Regions from separate parts of the Homo sapiens genome. Here region 2 is linked to region 1. The links are chromatin loops, found by intact Hi-C in ENCODE. Cell type or tissue: Caco-2. All regions are shown on one strand.

Region 1 (2,500 bases):
TTTAAGACCAAACAGTCTTTCTGTATTTAATAAGTGAAATATAAACATTATAATTATCAAGTTATATTGTGATTTGATATTGTTTATGGGCACTCATTTTTCAAACGTTGAAAGCACCAGGGTCTTTTGAGATTGTACTTTAGCCTGATTTGTATAAAATGCTGTGTTATGAATATGTGCGTGGTCATTAAGGAAATGAGGACTACTATCTGAAGCATCTAGCTTTGCACTTTTAAGTTTTTACTATGCATATGCTTTCTATTATTCCCCAAACCATTTGATTAGGAGGAATGGAAGTATGATAAATTGCTAGTTCAGAGAGACTCTGTAATTTGGGTTTTAAAACACTTAAAGTGTAATATTGGTTTTATGTACCTTAAAAAAAAGAGACAGATGATTAGAAAGAATAAAGGAGGTGGGATAACCAGAAGAAAGGTGATTTGTGGGAAAGTAAAAAAAGAAAACAAGAAAGAAAAGAAGAAGATAAAACAAAAAAGAAGAATGACACTTATCTAATAATTGGCCTGACTCTTCTGCATAAGAGCTTCATTTCAATATTACACAGACAGATAAAGTGAATGATGTTCATGGGCTTTTTCCTTTTAAAATAATTCCAAATTATATTCAAATAATTGAGCATAAAAGTTATAGATACATGTCAAGAGCCCCAAAACTGCAATTTTATATGTATATACTTGTCTTTTTTATTTTTATGCATACCTATGCTGATATTTCTATATAATTAATTAAGAGGAATATAAATATATTCTTGTAGACATTCATGGGGCTTTTCATTTTGTTACTACAATGCCTTCGTGCTATTGTAGTCACACACCTTCAGAAGCTGCTAGACTCATTCTCTTTTTGTGGAAAAAATTGTGATGTAAGGCTTCAGTGACTTGTGATGAATTACATTCAACACCTAATGATAATTCCTGCTATGGGCACTTTGAGGAAACCCTAGCAGAGAGCACTGACCTCGCTGCACAGTTCTGCGGGTCCTGGGTCTGTGGATCTCTGGAACTCTGCTGCCCTCTAATGGCCTACTTAGATAAGTGCCTGCCTCATAGGTCTGTTTTCTTAAGTTTCCTCCACCAATTTGATACCGGCACCATAAAAATCCAATATTCTTTGGTTTCGCTCACATATAAATGGATCTAAACTTGGTTTGTTGTCAGGTTAATTTTTCAACATAATTTTAATGTCATATGACGAAAAACTCATTCAGCATCCTCTGACTTAGTTCAAGCGTTATTGGGGCCAGTTGCTGTAAGTGGTTGGAAAATGGTAACCAAATATAAGTGACAGCTTTCACAGGATTCTGGCCATCTAAATTGGCTCCACGGCCTTTGATATTTATTGGGTTGTGTGGGTGTGTGTGGAAGCGTGTGGGTGTGTGAGGGTGTGCATGTAATTGGACTACATATTTTAAAAACAATAGCAATTTTACTTTCCAATTTCTTTATCTCATTTATTATCTTAAGATGTATGGATCCTAGATTATCTTCTCCTAATTAATCCTGTACTTCTTAGCGATCTAGTTACTTTATTTTCTCCCCCTTGCATCTTGCCTGGGAAACAGTGCATCACTGGTTACTAAGACTGAAATTCATAATTCAAGGAAAAAAAAGTAAACCGTAAGTCACATTTTAAGTCTCAATTGTATCCTGGTTTGGACTAGAGATGGTGGGATATAAGATTTATCAACATCACAGTGCATCAAACCCGTTAATAAATTACTTTCTGTGTAACAAGTAAAAGAAATCATTTCTAAAATGGAAGCACGAAAGGCATGGCATAGCTGGAGTTTAAGGTTCAAGCTTTGTATCCTCTATATATAATGTATTATGTTTTTCAAAAACTTTTTATTAGGAAAGCTATACCAGAGGCATAATCACTATACAATGATTAAACATTACCTTTACAATTTATAATCACTGAAATTACAGAATAAATATATGCACATTTCTTTTGAATCTTTGTGTGTGAGAGAGAAAACATTAAAAGTGCTTCCTACAAAGCTGTTAGTGATATATACCCAGTTGCTTTTTTTAATATTATATATATATATAAGAAAGTGCAGATGTTCTCCAAAAAATCTTGGCATCAGGATGAAGTGTCACAAAGAGGGTGCTCATCCCTAGGCGTGTGTCTTCGGCTGTTAAACCACCAGGCCTCTACTTCAGTAGAATCCAGCCTAGAATGTGACTTTTCCCAGGGTGGTAGGAGAGATGCTGTGAGCTGTACACTAGCAGTGAAGGGTGGTAGAACTATGGAGAGGAGAAAAATGGATCAAACCCGAACTAAGCAGATTGAGTTGAATGGAAATGGTATGGAGTGTGTGTGTGTGTGTGTGTGTGTGTGTGTGTGTGTGTGTGTACCTGCACCAGCAGGAAGAAACTGCAGGTTTAGGGACCATGGTCTGCAGATGGATATGTGTATGAGAGACAAGATAGTGAGTGAGAACATTCGAGCAAGACCCGCCCCCTCCCTCCCCATC
Region 2 (2,500 bases), 730 kb before region 1:
CTTCACATAAACCAATGAGTTGTAGATTTGTTCTCTTTGCCTAATCTCCTATCTCTTGGAGATTTTGTTCATTCTTTTTATTTTTTTTTCTTCAATCTTGTCTGACTGGGTTATTTTAGAGAGCCAGCCTTTGAGCTTTGTGATTCTTTCCTTGGCTTGGTCGGTTCTGCTGTTAATACTCACATTATGCAATTCTTGGAGTGTGTTTTTCAGCTCTATCAGGTCAGTTTGTTCTTTTTTAAAAAATGTTTATTTTATTTAACAGCTCCTGTTTCATTTTATTATAATTCTTAGCTTCCTTGGATTGGGTTTCGACATTCTCCTGAATCTTGATGATCTTTGTCATTTTGGCCATTTCAGCCTGCTAAAGAACCCCTGGTGGGAAATTAGTGTGTTCATTTGGAGGAAAGAAGCCACGATGCCTTTTTGAGTTGTAAGAGTTCTTGTGCTTTTTCTTTCTCATCAGTGTGGGCTGGTGTTCCTTTAACTAGGGTATAAATTGATTACAGTCAGTAGATTTCTTTTCTGTGTGTTTTCAGAGGGCCAAGGCTTTGTTCAGTCTTTATTTGCAGTGAAATTTTTGTCCTGGGTTTCACAGGGAGGTATATTAGCAGAGTATTTTGGTGTTGATGTTTTGGGCCGTGATCCAGTAGGTGGTGCTTAAGCATAATTTCCAGTAGGTAGGCTGTTGCTCAGTCATGTGGCTCTTCACAGTTGTTTCTGTGCTCCCTCTTAGTGCTCTGAAATCTTGGGCTCCTCTCCCTCTTGATTGCTGGCTGAAAATCTTGGCTTGGCACTCCCAAGCTGCACACCACAGCTCTGGGACAATCTCAAGCTTTATATCCCTTCCCATCTTGGAGGAATCAGAGGAAGGAAAGTTAGCAGTGGTTGTGACAGAGGGTTTTTCACTTGTCTCTTGGAGCTCCACCTCAGAAAGACGCAGAGCTGCTATCAATCAGTATGATTGGCCTAGGATGGGGCAGCTGTGCTGTGAGACCAAGTAAGTGGGGCCCTGCCTTGCAACAAATAGCAGGGGTGGGTGGGGCTTGGGGAGACAGACTGGCTTCTTTTCTTTAGGGTTACTACAGCTTGTTGGAGGTGTGGTTAAAGCACTCAGAGTCTTTGCTCCTTCCTCGGCCTGAGGGCAGAAACGGCAGTACCACTACAGGAACAGTGGCAGAGGGGCTTTCAGTTGCCTCTTGGAGCTGCACCTCAGAGAAACACAGAGCCACTGCTACTGGGAATGTTCAGCCAGGGGATGGGGCAGCTGCTCTGCTTGCCCGAACAGCAGCCTCTGTTTGTTAGAGAGTGGGGGATCAAAGGCACACAGGGATGAGATACTGGGCTCCTCTTTCTGTGGTAACTGTGGTATGCTGGAAGCTTGGGTGAAGCCCTTGGGCTCTTTGTTTCTTTCCCAGACTGAGGACAACAGGGGCAACGGGGAAAACCATGGCTGTGGCAGTGGCAGAGGGGCTGTTGGTTGCCTCTGGGAGTCCCTCCCTAGGGAAACACAGAGTCACTACCAGTGAGTATGCTCATCACTGGTGGGGTGGCTGCTCTGTGGTCCCAAGCCAGGGACCCTGCCTGTTGGACAGTCAAGGGTGGGGAACTCACTGGAAAGAGAGATTGGATTCCTCTCTGTATGATGGCTATGATGTGCTAGAGTGTGATGCTTTTGATCCTCCAGGAGACTGCTTAACTAAACATTTAATCTGGCTAAACTGGTAGTTCCAGCAGTGCATTATTTAGGTAAATGGCCAAGAGGAAAGGAGGAAGTTGGGTTTTTTTGCTAACTCCATTCTTTTTTCTCCATCTTGTGCTACTTGGTGATGAATCCTCAAGATGCTGATTTCTTATATAAGTTGTAATATTTGTCAAATGGGAAAAGCTAGAGAGTCAAGACCCTTAACTCTTTTTGAATAGGAACTTAACTTGAAATTTTTGAGCTACAAGTGATGCGTGGATGACAGTAATGTCTGGATGATGCACTCTGCTAGTTAGTGGTGACAGCACTGACATCTCTTTTCTGGGGAGGAAGAACCTCACAAGTGCTTTGATTATCTTTAATACTGGCTCAGTAGGTAGAGGAATCTCTTGCCTTTTTGCCTCTTCTGCCAATGTTAGATTACAAAAATGTAGTAGTATGTTTTGTTGGCAAAGTGAAAGCTGACTGTTTAAAGAAATGTTAATATTCATAATTGAAAACCTAACATCATTATGAAGTCATCAGTAAATTTTATTGCAAAAGCAATGACAGTGACCAATAACTATGGTGGTTGCTTTGGTATTCTGGGAGGAGGGCAACTGGGCTGCAATTCAGAAGTTAGAGTGCACTTAAGTTAGTCATGCTTAGAGATCTTGTGATGTGGAAAGAAAGCTCTAGAGAAAAGAGTCTGTCTAGCATGATTACTACCAGGTGAAGGCAACAAGAAAGCAGCCATTCTTTCATCTCCTCCAGCTGGGAACAGACTCCGATGTGGTAGAGGCTGTTAGCTATACC

The links. Peaks named below come from ENCODE experiments on the same cell type or tissue, not always from the same donor. Only the 100,000 strongest peaks of a DNase experiment are listed, where the experiment ranks them.
Region 2: it touches region 1 in a loop (28-fold over the local background); 2 of 110 quality-filtered maps call a loop at or near these places.

Annotation. Positions count from the first base shown.
Region 1 is chr3:165,184,875-165,187,374 of GRCh38, forward strand. It overlaps SLITRK3 (SLIT and NTRK like family member 3), which reads right to left. Exons shown (of 2, transcript NM_001318810.2): 2 at 1,846-2,500. Among named protein-coding and RNA genes, the nearest start is that of SLITRK3, 10 kb to the right of the region's middle. In Caco-2, a CTCF peak has its summit at 1,035 (motif pointing left); a DNase peak (open chromatin) is centred at 1,007.
Region 2 is chr3:164,450,536-164,453,035 of GRCh38, forward strand. LOC105374191 (a long non-coding RNA gene) reads left to right here and starts at 711. Exons shown (of 4, transcript XR_001740998.2): 1 at 711-1,000. In Caco-2, no CTCF peak of the experiment used is centred here; no DNase peak of the experiment used is centred here.